Linked DNA regions of Mus musculus: region 1 is linked to region 2. Evidence: chromatin loops called from intact Hi-C (ENCODE). Cell type or tissue: heart. All regions are shown on one strand.

Region 1 (8,000 bases), 440 kb after region 2:
GAGATCTGACTCCCTCTTCTGGAGTGTCTGAAGACAGCTACAGTGTACTTACATATAATAAATAATAAATCTTTAAAAAAAAAAAAAAAAAAAAAAAAAAAAGAAAATCAGCTACAAAGGTAAACTTAACTACTACAGCTCTCCCTAATATGGCTTTGTTCTTCCTATTTGCCACATTGTCAGATGCTGTCTCTGCCTGCTGTACATTGTGGATACTCCTCTTCTACAGGATCCCAGCACCATGATGCTGTGCCCAGGGGCATGCACCAAACAACCATCAAATAAATCCTATAAAACCATGAGTCAAAACAAGAACTTCAATACTTTAAAGTCATTTCTATCAAATACTTTACTCAAAACTATGCCCCCCCCCAAAAAAGTCCAATACACCTTGTAATATGACTGCCTAGTTGGGTTTGAGATTATAACACACAAAGACACACAAATATTTGTTCTATCTAAGTCTCCAGTTGGCATCTGAAACAGGAGACAGTCTTATGGGACTAAGTTTTAATTTGTAGGAAAGAGAAAGTCCAGAGAAGTCAGGGTAATTATTGTCTCAGGTGGCTCCTTCAAGGTCACCTCATGGTGTCAGTGCTCTTTGGCTATGTGCCAGCACCTCTCAACGGGTTTGGCATTTGTTTCTTTTTTTACCTTCAGGTCTAGAGGTTCATGAAGGAATGAGTTACACTAAGCAGTGTAACCAAAGCTGGGGTATATAAATACTATGTTTTCCAATTCTATAAATCACCCATACATCAGTGCCTCAGTGAAGAATACCTTCTGGAATTATATCAGAACTACATCCCAATTTTGGCATATCATCTGTTTTCTGATAAATCCTAACAAATACAACTTCAAGCTAGAAATCATTAGATTTAGACATTAAATGATGACATTCCTCTTTCCATGTTTTCTCTTCCTCCTTCCTTCCTGTCTTGTTTTTTTCTTTTTTCTTTTTCTTTTCTTTTTTTAACCAGGGTGGCCTCAAATGCAGAGATATAGCAGCATTTTTCCTGTCCAATTACATTAAAATATTAGTGCAGCAGGAGGCCTGTGATTGGACAGGGAAAAGGGAAGCAGATCTAAGAGTTGCAGAGAGAGACAGAGTGTCTCTCAGGAGAGGAGGAGAAGCCAAGATGGAGACGGACAGACAGAAAGAAGATCCTGATCGCGCATGGCTTTAAATACCCACGGGTAGTTATGAATATCACATAGGGATAGAATAATTGGGATAAGTTGTCTGATCTAGGTGGGCCGCTTGTATTATTATCAATTGGCTCTGAAATTATTGTGTAGGCATCTTGTGAATTGAGAATTTATTGATATATAAATCTGACTTGTTAATTATAAGCTTCTAGAGTTTTGTTTTACTGGGTTACTGTAATGTGGGACCACCGACCACAGGGGGATTTTGGCTGAGAGGGTACGGGCAGCACTGAGGCAGTGAACCGAATCACGTGGGGAACGCCAGGGTCAGTTGCTGATGGGGCTAGTTTAGAGGCAGAGGCCCAGGAAACATGCCAGGGCAGAGAGTTGCCGGCAGTAGCGTGGGAAACCTGCTGGTCATTTTTAATATTTCCCGCAACACAGAGATCCATCTGCCTTTGCCTCCTGAGTGCTGGGATTAAAGGCTTGCACCACCATGATTGTTCCTAAGCTCTTAAGAAAAGACAGAAGTGCAAATATAATGTCAATTTGTCATACGAACTTTGAAGGCAAAGTAAACTATAACTCGCGGTCTGTATGAAACTCAGAAGCATGGAAAAATTTATATTTCAACTAGACCCAACTTTTGAATGTACTGTCAGAGTGTAGAAAGTTACTGACCTCCATGCAAATTAGGTTGGAAGGGTTGCCTTGGTGGGCTCATGATGAGGCGTCCCCAACCCCACCCTCCAGGTACCAGCCATAGCACAGGTGTAGCATAGAATAATTTGGAGGCATGAGAAGGGGAGTTGAGAAGGGGGTACAGACAGAGACAGAGAAGAGGAGGGGGAGAGAACAGGGGGCAGGGGGCCAAAGAGCCACTTTTATAGCAAGACAGGTCTACCTATTGGGCGGAGTCTAGAAGGAATACTAACAATTATTTGTTGGACTGTCTCTTTTCAGATATTCCCATGCTAGGTGGCCTCTTAGGTGATATATGTTAGATTTCCTTGGCCCTGTTTGGAGCCCTCTTCCATTTTAGCTACATCTCAATAAGACATTCCTCCGCTCGATGCTAGCATACCCAGGGGAGGGTCAGACGTTCCAGGATGAGTGAGCCCCTTGGCACTGAATTCAGTTCCAAATCAAACACCCCGGTGGGTGGGTCTGAAGTTTGAGGAACAGGAACACAGGGATTACCAACCATGAGCCATTTAAAGACTTGCAGGAGGAGTCTCCGGAGTAGCGAGGTCAATGTGTTGACCAACTCATTATTCTCATAGCTTTATTCATGTTTTTGTGGTGCCAGACATCAAACCCAGGGTCTCAGGCATGCTCTAGCACCAAGCTCCATACCCAGCCCTCAATCCTATGGCTTTATACTCCTATCTAGCCCAACCTTTACTCTCTAAACAAATCTCTCTACCTTCATTATATCGCCGCTTGCGTGTCTCAGGCGAATCCCCAAATCAACAGCTCCTGAATGGAATCCATTCCCACCCTTACCAGACAACTTCTAACCTGCTCTATCAGTCTTTCCTCTCCTGTAGGTTGTTGACTAACCTAGTCAGTCGACAAAGCCACACCCGGAACGTTCTCCTTTCAGCTCCTACATCTATCAGATCCATTGGTTGAGAAAGCTTCTCTAGGTTTCATTTCAAATATATCAGTCCTGGGCCCCTCATTTGAATTCTCTGGCATTTTGTCTTCTCTGAGAAAACTTAATTGATCCATTATGAAAAACACATTCATCCATTTGGTTTGGAGCTGAATTTGGTGCCAATAGGCTCATAAATTTTAGAGAATGTTAATATTCTCTGAATAATAGTATAACATTGGTTTTGATGTTATTTTAAATAGTTCCTGCTACTAAAATCGGGAGGGTAGCGATTTTGTTGTCTGGGCACCTTTGGGAATCCTGAGTCCAAGGGGCCACAACAAATGCAGCCTGGCCACAGCTGCCCGCCCCGCCTTCTTTCTGCAACTAGGGCTACTTTCCTGGCAGAGACTACAACTCCCAGAGTGCCTCGCGCGCGTATAGCGCGCGCTGGACGGCGCCTTTAGGACCCAGATTGAAGCAAGATGGCGAGCGCGCGGTGAGTAGCCGTGGAGGTACCGCTGCCCTCTCCTTACAGGCCCGGAAGGCTTGTCCGTAGGCATTGAGGGCTTTAATGTCTGTCGTTGGAGGCAGGACGAGGCTGCCGGTGTCCCCAGGCTCCATCTTGCAGAAGGGCCGGCGTGTGGTTGCGCCCTTCCTGTAGCACACCTCGGCGTGCATGCGGGCGTCAGCCTGCACCAAGTTGACCTTGCGACTCCTTAGACTCCTCCTGATTCAAGTCTTTGAACCGGCTCCTGGGTGGTAGTCCCTGTATTACTGTTGCTCGAACTTCAGCCCCACCGGGGTGTTTGGTTTGGAACTGAATTCCGTGCCAAGGGGCTCATCCTGGAAAGTCTCTCTTTGGAGCAATAGTTTGACCCTCCCCTGGGTATGCTAGCATGGAGCAGAGGAAGGTCCCCACAAACGTTTTGATTTTGGACTTGTAATCAGAAGACGTGGGTTTTCTTTCCGTGCATGCCACCAGTTAGACAGTGAACTACCAAAATAAAGCATTTGACTTTTCTCAGCCTTCGTTCCCAATAAACTGAAAGAGCACAGAATATTAAGAAAGTGGGTTGCAAGGCATAAATAACTAGCTGAATGAACTCAGGGTTTGCCATTCGCGGCGCTCTTAGGATGTCTGGCATCTGCGTGCAAATAAAGAGAGCCCTATCCTAATCCCTTTCCTGCCTATAGAGGGTCACTGAGACCAATAGAGAATAGGGGCACAGTAATTACCGTTTATTTACACCATCTCATGAAATTTGTGGTTGCTTCTTGAAGTTTACCACTGAAGAATTGGAAGGTCGTTTAGTTAATGACTTGCCTCAAATCTTCCAGTTTGTAAGTGAGCAACACTAAAGTCTTTGGAAGCAAGTCCTTTTAAATTTTCATGATTCGAAATAAATATGCTTGCTGCATCTTTAAATGTTATGTGACAGGAGATGAGATAGTGACATCGATGGGTTCCTCTTAAGTTTTTCATGTTGAATATTTAGTTTCATCAGAAACAGCATTACTGTAAGTGATAGGATCCTATGGGTGGGACTTGGGAGCTAGAATGTAGACTCACTAGCATTTGAGGAAGAGTTTGCAGCGTGTATTATGTGTGAGTGACTTTCTAATTACGTATTCTGCTAAGCACTCAGTAAGTGAAGCCGACTGTGCAGAGTCCTGAGAAAGTTGCACTTAAGAGAAATGATAGCGGAATAGTTGCTCTGTTTCTCATATTTTGATCTCAGTGACTTTGTCCTGTTGTTAAACTGGAACGGCCAGGTTTAAAAGCCTTGTTTTCAAATGATGAGCACTAGCTAATGGTTCCTACCTTGATGTTAGTGTTTAACTTTACCTTTGTAGCCGATTTTCTTTCTCTCTTAAACAGGAACGAAAATCTGTGTGCCTAGCAACAGCTTTCACTTCACAATATCGTTTTTTCAAATCACTTGCTAAGGATCATGGCTGCGGCAGTAAAATGGGCGATATCAAACAGAACTATCTGGAAGCATTTACTTCCAATCCAAAGTAAGTGAGATTTTTTTTTTTAAATGCTTAAAAATGTTTTGTGGTTTTTCAAATATAGAATATTTAAAGCATTTGGTTATTCTCTATGCCTCCTATTTGCAGTCATAAAAAGGGGACAAAATTTAAATGCCAGTCAAAGAAGGGATTAATAAGTTATGTTACATTGTAACTATGAATATTATAAAGCTGTTATCATTGTGGAAAGATCACTAAGTAGAGAAAGAAGAAAATCTGATTTATCAGAATGATCCTGTTGTGGGCTTAAAAGATGATGATGGTGGTGGTGATGATGATGTGTGTGTGTGTTTGTATGAGTGTGCCTTTGTGTATATAGATGTGCATAAATGCTGAGTGAAAGATCTAGGCTAGTCATTGGCTATCATTACGATCCAAAATGGATTCAGGTGAACTGGTAGAGTAGCTTCCCCTTCCTGTAGAACATTTAGACTCACTACAGTTTACACCTCTTAATTTGTTTTTTTTTTTAGTAGTTCATAAAATTTAGAAATAAAAAGGAAGCCCACAGCCCCATCTTCCAAGGATCATCACTGTTAATATTGTAGGTTTTTTCCCCTTGTGGATATGGCCATTAAACAAATAAATGTGCCTCCTTTCTAAAGATCATTTTTCCTGAAAGTCTATTAATCTGTGCTTCATAGTCAGCCTCTTGGCTCATAAGTAAACAGCATGTGAAAATCCTGCTTTTCACAGCTAGCTGCTTTCACACCCTGCCTCCCCAAAGCAATAAATAGGTAACTTGGGGTCATTTGAGGCAAGGCAAACCCTGTTTTGCTCACTACTTTTTAAAACAGTTGGAGCTGGGCGTGGTGGTGCATGCCTTAATCCCAGCACTCAGGAGGCAGAGGCAGGCGGATTTCTGAGTTCGAGGCCAGCCTGGTCTACAAAGTGAGTTCCAGGACAGCCAGGACTACACAGAGAAACCCTGTCTCGAAAAACAAACAAACAAACAAACAAACAAACAAAAACAAAAAAAAAAAACAAAAACCAAAAAAAACCAAACAGTTGGAATTTACCTAATCCTACTTTTCTAGAAAGCCTTCTGTCACATGACCTTAGTCATACGTTCTCTGTCATCCTTCTTTGTCCTTAAGTAAGTTATGAGACCAGATGCTTCAAATGGCTTCATGAGCTTTAAAACATCCACACCCGATGTCGATTGCGTGTGTGAGAGTTTTGAATGTCCCTCACATGGGAGGGCTTCTTCTTGATGCTCTTTGTCCTTTCTCTTTAAATTGTCCATTTTGCTTTGCCACCAATGTTAACATCCTTTTCCACATACAACTTCAAAACTAATGGTCTCCCTTTAGTAGCAGAAGCTGAGTGGACAAGGGCCTCCTTGTCAGGTTAGTCAGAGGACCTTGGGATGACTGAATTGGGGACAGTTTAAGTTAGCTCAGAGTTAACTGAACATTCTGGCCATCCCTGTCACTCCTATCAGGTAATCAGACATTTCTAAATCTCCCACTGTGTGCAAGAGGGACTGAGGATGTCGAATTTGTACTAGGGCCGCAGTATACACATAGTGGGAAATCTGATAGGAAAAGGTCTTTTCAGTGAAGAGGGACAGATAGGTAATTTTTATTAGCTCCTGTGGAGAATACTAGCTGTATTGGGTCTGACTTCTTGGCACCCTGGAGCTGGGCTCTGTTAGGGAAACGGGAGGCTAAGTAGCAGGGATCTTTCTCTCAAAAGATGAGATGACACCAAGCTTGATGACCTGAGTTCCATCTCTGGAGCCCACATGTTAGAATGAGGGAACTAATTCCACAGACAGACAGGCAATTTTTACAATTCTGTCCCCAGATCCCTTGCTCACCTAATCCTGATTCTTAAAGGTCTGAACATTATTTTGATAATCACATCCTACTTTTCTGTGTAGCCCTAGCTGTCCTAGAAGTTGCTCTGAAGACTAGGCTGGCCTCAAACTCAGAGATCTACCTGCCCCTATTCTGAGTGCTGGGGTTAAGTGCATGTGCCACCAGTGTTCATCTTAAAATTAGTTCATGAGCACAGAATATTGCCAGTGATTGTAGCCACAAACTAAAGTAAGAGCCATACGAATTAACTTTTGATTATCTATGCTTTTAAAAGTTTTTTGTAAGCTGGGCGGTAGTGGTGCATGCCTTTAATCCTAGTGCTTGAGGCAGAGGCAGACAGATTTCTTGAGTTTGAGGCCAGCCTGGTCTACATAGTAAGTTCCAGGACAGCCACGGCTACAGAGAGAAACCCTGTCTTGAAAAACAAACAAACAAACAAACAAACAAACAAACCAACGAACGAACGAACGTTCCTGTAATGGGCTGGGTGTGGTAGTACACCTTTAATCCAAGTACTCCAGGAGGCAGAGGCAGGAGGATCTCTCTATGTTTGAGGCCAGCCTGGACTACATAGTGAGTTCCAGAATAGCTAGGGCTACGTAGAAAGACCCTGTCTCAAAGCAACATCCAAAAAAATCACTGTAGTGTGATGGACATGTTGGCATGAACCTATAATTTCTACCATTTGGGAGGCAGAGCCAGGTGGATTTCCATGAGATCCAGGCTCATGTGATACACACAATGAGCTTCAGGCCAACCAAGACAACATAGTGACACTGTCACAAAATACTACTAATAAAAAGTACAATTGCTGTAATGCTTTTTACTTCGAGTTATTCCAGGCAGCATTGATTACAGTGATCTTCACTGGATGGTGTGGAACACACTTTTAATCCCAGCCCTCGGTGGGGCAGAGGCCGAGGCAGATGGGTCTCTGAGATCAAGGCTATCCTGGTCTGCAGAGCTAGTTCCAGGACAGCCAAGGCTACACAGAGAAACCCTGACTCACAAAGCCAAACCAGGGCTGGAGAGATGGCTCAGTGGGTAAGAGCACCCGACTGCTCTTTGAAGGTCCTGAGTTCAAATCCCAGCAACCACATGGTGGCTCGCAACCACCCATAATGAGATCTGACGCCCTCTTCTGGAGTGTCTGAAGACAGCTACAGTGTACTTATATATAATAAATGAATAAATAAATCTTTAAAAAAACAAAAAAAAACCAAAACCAAACCAACCAACCAATCAAAACAAAACAAACCTGGACCAACAAACAAAAAACCCAAAAGACCAACACCCTCCCCCACTCCATTTTCCTGCCTATTTTGTGCATACATTATCTTTGTGACTCACTCGCTCACCCCATTGCTCCTCCTCTTCATTGCTGGCTTCTTTCC
Region 2 (8,000 bases):
TGTAATATTCTTAAATTATACCATATTCTTTAAGAAAGAAATCTCACAAAGTTTGCAAACTGCCTACTGTAGTAATGCTGATCATCTTTCTGACCACTGAGAGCCTTAAGTTCAAGTATTTCTCAAAGGATCTATGAAGAAAGAATGAGCCCCACAGAGCTATAGGTTTGAATGCTTGGCCCCTGGTTGATAGAACTGTTTAGGAAGGATTAGGAGGTAGGACCTTTTTGGAGGAGGTATGGGGCGTGGAGAGCAGGTTTTGAGGTTTTAAAAGTCTCAAGCCATTCCCAGTGTCTCCCTCTATGCCTCCAAACTATGCACTAAGATGCGAGCTCTCAGCTGTTCCTGCTGCCATGCCTTTGTTCCACCATCATGGACTCTAACTTCTGAAACCATAAGACACAAAGTAAACACCTTCTTTTATAAGTTGCCTTGTTCATGATGTTTACCACAGAATAGAAATGCAATGAGGCTATACCTTAATCAAAATATTCCTTACATACATATCAGGGTGTCTTAATCACCTTTACCATTTTCCAGGCATTTCTAACCCTCAATAACACCTTTCTTTTAGTAAGCTAACAAAAGAAGAGGAAGAATAAAATATCTGTGAAGTACCATAAGGACTTATTAGTAATGTTCAAAGATGAAGTCAGAATTGATTATACATGCAATGTCCTTTTCTTCTTTCAAAATGTTATCTAAAAAATACTAATCAGAAGAAAATTATAATAGTCAAAATGAAAGATCATCTAAAAACAGAATGTTAAGAGAAGTGAAGTACAGTTAAAAGCATGGACCCTTCAAGCAACCCTCCAAATCAGTATGTGTACTTTTAATCTTGTATCATAGTTCCACTGCTGAGAAATAAGGTTGACAGGGTAAGGTTAAAAAAAAAAAAAAAAAAGGATTGACAGTTACAAAATAAAGACTCACGTTATGCCTGTTAGCAAAAACCACCTGTTGAGTTAATAAAAACACACATTATAGGATCTAAATTAGTAATATAAATCACAAGTCTTAGCATCATCAAAATACTCTTATTAAATGCTAAGCATTCAAAACAGACACATGGACAAGACAAACTTGAACACTTCAAAGAGATGCAAGGTCCTCTCCTAACTTAGTCACTCCCCACTAGAGTAGCCTCATCTCCCACCCATCCCTGAATACTGTCTCACCTCTTAAACTTAACCCTTCATCCCCCCCAAGGATCCCTTGCTCCTTTTATGACCCCATACTTTTATAAATGCTATTCCCTCTTCCTGGCATGTCCTTCCCTCTCAAGCTATAACTATGTCCTCCTTCCCAAAGCTTATCATAACTGCCTAACAACCTCCTCCAAAGTAGCTCCCAGAGCACTCCTCATTCTTCCAGTTCACAGCACTGTAATTACTTTTTCATGTTCACCCCGCCAACCAAGTTCCGAGTTCTAAAGGGAGGGCTACATCTTATTAAAAACCATTTCATAGCTCCTAGCATTATACATGGATCCTACTGAAGCTCTCCACTGTAGACGAGAACATTAACTATGAGAGACATTTCAAACTTTCCTATTGAAGGATAGATATATCCATATATCCATATATATGTGTATATGTATATACATATACATACCATGGTGGATCTCAACTAGGGGCAATTTAGCCCCTAGAGAACATTTGGTCTGGAGATAGTTTTGCTTGCCTGAAGCAGGTACAATATTAGAAGGAATGTAGCTTATCATTTACTCAATAGAAGGGATGGATGACTTTAGCTACTGACAAATGCACAAAGCCACCCCTACGATAGAACGACTTACTCACAAGTATCTCTAGTTCCAAGGCTGGGAAGCCCATTTGTCAATCTGATGTATTCAAATATGATGATTCAATAATATATTTCAGCAATAACCACAGTAAATACCATGTTTCCATTTTGACAGAAACTTCTAGATCAGATAAACAAACAACAATACGAAGAATGATCGTCATACAATCCCAGGTCTTCAGAACTGAAAAACCCATGTTTTTTGAAAGCCAAACTGTTGCCACCAGAAGCAACTCCCAAATCAGAAAACATTGTTGATAAACTTAAAAGCAAACCACAAACTCCTTTTCTCTTGGGTAACTGTATGGGGGGGGAGGGGGTGCACTCACGTGTGCGTGTGTAACCTGAGGTTAAGGTAATCAGTTCTCTTAAGCAAATCAAGCCATCAATCATGCACAGAAGCCTTTGCTGTTGAACAAAGCAGCTGATGGGGAGAGTAAAGGGTATGCCCTTGCTTGCTACCAAGGTTCAGCTCTATCAAAGTTTCAAAAAAACTACCAAAAACGATTGCAAAAGGAAAAAAAAAAAAATCCAATGTCCCCACAGAGGGCCAGAGCAGACGTTAACTATGTTTCCTCTGATGTATGACCAGATGACTTCAATGTTTCACAGAAGCTGTCTAAACAGAATCTTCCCTTCCTGTGTACTGGCTGACTCAACCCTCCTTGGCACATTTCTTAACTAAATGCTACACATTCAGTAAGTTCTTGTCCTTTGAACTAATTCTCCTACTCTCTAGGTAACATCTCTTTACATTAACCAGCTGCAGAAGGGAGCGAATGGAAGCTATCCAAAACACTTGAGTAGGCAACTCTTATTAGAAGCGATTTTAATTATGTTATTCTAGGAACTGGTACCTAAACAAAACATCTACGGCTTTCCAACGCTCTTACCTTTTTACCCTCAAGATTTCCCAGATTTTACATTGAGATAGCCCTGGTGGAAACTAAACTGGAGTGTATCTGCCGTTTGAGCCATTTAGTCCTGGATAACTAAAATGAGGTTCTGGGTCTTGGAGAGGAAAATGCACTTGTAATTCTTAAAAGAAACTTTCCAACAGTGAGTAATATCTTCCTTCTCCACCGACTTTGGCAGTTCAGCGTCTTCAAGTCCCAGGACTAGGCCGGGTCTCCCATGACCCTCCTGTACCGTGCAGATAGATGAGTAAGGAGGCAGACAGGCAGGTGCGTGTCGTGGGAAGGTGGTGGCACGCTGGGGCAGGGAAGGGCCCCGCAGCCGCCCGCAGCCGAGCACCCACGGGCGCGGAGCCGGGAGCGGGGAGCGGGGAGGGGCGCGCGCGGGCACCACACCCTCCAGCCCGTGGTGACAGCCCCGAGCGCGGGAGCCGAGGCTGGAGGCCCTCCGGGCTCCGGCCTGCGCCCCGCCCCACCCGCAGCCCGGCTCCGGCAGGACCAGCAGGCCTCGGCGCACGCTGTCACCGGGCCTAGCGGAGCTCTGAGCGCCCCCGCCCTCCAGCCCGGGCTGCCCCGCGGCCGGGCTCGGACGCTCGCGCTCACGTGCTGCCGGAAGGACGGTTTCACTCTTACCCTCTGCAAGATCCTTCGAAACATGGTTTGGCCGGCCGCCGCCGCCGCCGTCACCGCCGCCGCCGCCGCGGGGACTCTCCGCGCCCTTATGCGGGTTACTCACGACTGGAGGGCGCGAGGGGCCGGCAGCCGAGCCGGGAGGGAGGAGGGCGGGGAAGAGGCGGCGGTGGACGCGGCTTTGGCGGCCCCGACTTCCCCACAGGCGGCGAGAGGCTCACGAGCACGAGCCAGCGAGGAGGGAGCCAGCGAGCGCCCGCCTGCCGGGCCGCCCCCGTAACTGACAGCTGGGCGGGCCCGCCCGCCCGGGGCCGAGGGGCGGAGCCGCTGCAGCCCCGCCTCCTCGGCCTGTCCATCCGCGGGGAGGGCGGGGCCGGAGGGAGGGCCGGCCCGAGGCTTCGACCAATCGGAAGCGGGGCTAGTGTGAGAGACAGGCCACAGGAAGCTGGTGCCTTGGCTTCTTCCGCCGAGAGCTTGGACCTTGGGTGCCGGACCCTGCTCGGGAATGTTGAGGGTTGCCTGGTGTTCTGATGGAGAAGATGCGTGGGGACCTCACGGGTCCCGCCTGGAGGTGTCCCCCACACGGGGATGGAAGAACAGGTTTTAGAGCTAACTTCAGCTGAGCCCCAGCCTAGGATGGAAGTTTGCTAGCGCTCTTAGTGCAGCAACCCCGAGCCGGATCCTCCTCTTGGCTGGAAAGGCTGATTCGACCTCTAAACTCCAAGCCATTGTGGACCCGAGAAACCAAGGCTTACTTAACTGTGTTGGGCTTCCCCCTGCTTTTCCATACCCAGGTTACCCGCTTCCTTCCTGCTTCTGATTGCAATCAGAGCAACAATAAAACATGGGAGGAGGCTGGGTTTGGGATTAACTAGAGAAGTTTGGGTTTATCCTTTTGTGACAGGGCAAAGGTTTCTTCATCTTATTTCAGCTGGAGCCATCCTTGTTTTAAGCTGAAACACACACACTTTTACTAGCCCTTCCGTGGGAAAGCACCTAACTATGTTCTAAAAGCAAGGGGTAGAAATACCCCAGCTAACTTCGTGTCCTTGGCTTCTGTTTAACCACTTGCTTGCTTCCTCCTTCAACTGCCAGCTAGGATGTGAGTTTTCTGTGTTCTTTGTCTCTAGAAACTCTCTGTAATGTGCATTCGGGGTTGCTCTGTTATAAGTGTTTCTCTCCCAGGCAATTCCAGTGCTTGGGAGGCCTCTGCCAGGTTCTAGATGACTAAACTGCACAAGGTGAAACTTGGGATACTGACAGTACCTAGTGACCTGGGAGCTGAGAGAGCAATCAGAAAGGCTGGGAACTGGGGATGCCTAGATTGTGGGGTGGGGGAAAGCATTGAATACCTCAGGTAAGGTTTCTCTATCTGTAGCTAATAATCCTAGGGACTTGTGGAAAAGCTAAATGCAGTGTCAGTTTCTGAGTCGGTGGGGCCTCCAGGACGCTGTTAGGTCAGGATTGTGGGGGTGGGGGGGCTACCAGATTTGAGAACTTTGTCCTATTTTTGTATTGTGTAGATTGCTTGTGCTGTTCATTGTTCTTGAGAAATTTAAAATCATGGGTCAAAATTCTTCTACCCAGAAAACCCCTTGAATCTGATGAACTCTCATTTTAAGAGTCTCCAGAGGAAAGCTCACGAGTCTGGAGAACAGATCTCAACGGGAAAATTAACTACTTTGTGTACCCTTGATTGGTCTTCACTTCAGGTGGGCTGGCCTGCTGAAGGCTACTTCAGCCTTCCTCTTATGCACAAAGGGCAACGTGTGGTCTCTAATAAACCAGGACACCTGGACCAGTATCCCACATTCTGGCCTGAAGGAGTCCCAAATCCCAGAATTTAAAAACTTACTGACCAGATCTCTCCCCCAACACCACCATTTTTGTTTCAGAGAAAGTAAATGAAACTAAGGTGCAGGACAAGTGTTGGCCTCTGGTCCTAGCAGCACCGTCAAGGGAGTTATGCTGCCACCCTCTACACCTAGAACACCAGCCAGGCAAAAATACATGTCACCAGATCCACTGCTGAGCCCAGCTCACACCTGAAGCGGATCCTCTTATCAACCCCAACCACCCGATCATTCTCCTATTTCTGACTCTGACCCCCCAGTCCCCTCCTGACTCCCGTTTGGAGGCCTCCTCCCCACCTGCTCTTCTTTTAAAGGCACACCAGGCCTCCTTGGGCTGCCAGCTGCAGGACACCCCGACCCTCCCTTTCATGATCCTTCCCAGGAGCCTCATCTTTTGCCACTCTCACCTTGAGGGAGGCTTCTAGTATGGGGCTCTTCCAGGATAGGAAAGGCAGGAGACTCCCTCAGTCTGTGATAATTTATGTTCTGTTCTCCACTACTAATCTGTATAACTGATTCTGCAGTTGCAAAACCTCTCTCAAAAGCCTAGGACATCAAATAGAACAGGGTCTATCCACATTAGAAAATCTATTAACACAGTGGAAGAACAGGAGGAATCATTCGCTGATGTGGTTTTGCAGTATGGCAGGGGGCTCAACCAACTGCAGAACAAGGAGGTTAAGAGAAAAGTGTCATTTCTACGCAAACCACTCGGGAATCATTAGAGATAATTTGGTTACACTCCAAAGGAAAAAAAAAACAAAAACATAAAAACATTGCAGAAAGAGAAAGAACCCAAAATCGGGGAAAACAAAGAATGATTCCGCTTCTCATTTTCAGGATCCTCCTAGCTAATAAGTATACTGCCAGCCATAGCAGTGCCTATAGCCCTTCTGCTCAGGCTAATTATTGCCTTAACTGGGTATATTAGATCCCAATATAAACAGGTACCCACACAGAGTCGAGAGTTTGACTCGAGAAGTGTGATGCTTACATTATGCTTAAAGTTTACTATCTATAAGGGATTCGAAAATAAAAATACCTCTAGCCTGAAGAAGCTATGCTCAAAAACAAATAACTTCCTGGAATGTTAAGTATTCCTGTAATTGCTTGGTCTTGTATAATTTAACAGAAACTATTGTTCTTGTAACAGGCCACAATGCTAACCATATTTTCCATCTCTGTAAACCAGCTTTCCTTGCTCAAGATAATCAAAGTTGCAGGACAACTGTTTAATAAATTGAGCTCCTGCTTACACACACAGAATTCTAGCACATAGGCAAGATATGTGCTAACAGGTAACCAGAATGTAACCATATAGTTTTTACCTTTATAAACTCCTGACTAATATGGCTCAGGGCTACCTACATCTTGAGAAACCCAAACATACATGTAGTTCTGGTGCCCATATCTAAATAAAGCCTCCTCTTTGTTAAAATGTGCTCGTGGTCTCACCAGTGAATCTCTGGACAACCCTATTCCCCTAACACTAGGAAAGGGGATAGTAACCTCTTGTGGTTGTTTGCTGTGCCCCTGTTCCCAGGAAAAAATGACTTGAGGCTTTACTATATTTACAAACACCTTGGCCATACGTTTTGGGTAGTTCTCTGACTAGCTCATAACTTAATATCCCATTTCTTCTAATCTAAGTTCTGCCATGTGACTCATTACTGCTGCTCAGCTTTCATGTGTCTGTCTTCCTTCATGTCCCAAGACAAGTCCCCTGTGCTTCTTCCCCCCACCCCACCCCCACAAAATTCAATCTCTCCACTGGATGTCCCATCTTCTATTTCCTGCCTAAGCTTATAGGTCAATCAGCATTTTATTAACAGGCTCTGCATCCCTACAGAGCACAAGAGTTTCTCTCTACAATAACCCACTCATTCTTGGTCATGCCTGATTTCCCCAGCCCCCTTTTGAGATAAGATCTCTTACATAAACTGAAAATCACTATCACCTCTGATCAAACCCAGACATATAAATACCCAGCAAAATGTTGGTGTCTTGTACTTTGTGAGAAAAAAATCCTCTAGCTGAAAGCCCTACCAACAATCAAATAGCTTGACTAGCTCTCAGATTTACAACAGACTCCTGGAAGTATGGGCAAAAATTAACCCTGGGCTTGCCCCAACTCCAAATTCCCACAGTTGTTCACTAGTTCAGCTACCATGGTCCATATTCAAATCATACCCAGTGACTCTAGAAACAAAAAGGGGAATTTTGCCCAACTTGTAAAGACAGACATCCTGTGATTTAACCTGAAACCTGTCACCCTGGAATATACCTCTCCTGCCTGTGATTTAACCTCTGACCTCTGATTATACACCAGTCCAAGACCTGAGGGAAGTGAGTAAGAGGGTCAAGAGCATCCACTCGGTCCTCAACCTATACACTCACAAACCTGATTCCTCCAGAGAAACAGATGTACGCTGCCTTGGACCTGAGAAATGAGATGCTGGTCAACCCAAACTTGCTTCGGAAAGGACAGACCCATTGAGAGGCTGTAGTGGGCAACTTTCTTGGACCAAGTTGCCCCAAGGATTTAAAAACTCTCCAGCCCTATTTGATGAGGCACTAAGCTCTGAACTTTTGCCCTTCCATCAGAAGTTTCCCAGGACCATACTCTTATAGTATGTAGATGACCTCCTCTTAGCCTCTGAGGCCAAAATAGCTCATAAAGGAGTCACTGAGGGACTGCTGCAAAAGTTAGAGACCTTGGGCTACAGTGTATAGGCTAAGGAAACCCAACTTTGTAGTTCAGAGGCTACCTTTCTTGGTTACCAAATGAAGGGAG

The links. Hi-C counts contacts between places; a loop is a spot of excess contacts. Peaks named below come from ENCODE experiments on the same cell type or tissue, not always from the same donor. Only the 100,000 strongest peaks of a DNase experiment are listed, where the experiment ranks them.
Region 1: it touches region 2 in a loop (2.9-fold over the local background); 1 of 42 quality-filtered maps calls a loop at or near these places.

The regions. Positions count from the first base shown.
Region 1 is chr10:95,497,151-95,505,150 of GRCm38, reverse strand. Mrpl42 (mitochondrial ribosomal protein L42) reads left to right here and starts at 3,202. Exons shown (of 6, transcript NM_001359476.1): 1 at 3,202-3,245; 2 at 4,629-4,768. The coding sequence starts at 4,702. In heart, a CTCF peak has its summit at 3,252; a DNase peak (open chromatin) is centred at 3,180; H3K4me3 peaks cover 1,843 bases; H3K27ac peaks cover 1,281 bases.
Region 2 is chr10:95,936,329-95,944,328 of GRCm38, reverse strand. It overlaps Eea1 (early endosome antigen 1), which reads right to left and starts at 3,666. Exons shown (of 29, transcript NM_001001932.3): 1 at 3,357-3,666. The coding sequence starts at 3,380. In heart, a CTCF peak has its summit at 3,598; a DNase peak (open chromatin) is centred at 3,678; H3K4me3 peaks cover 2,576 bases; H3K27ac peaks cover 2,006 bases.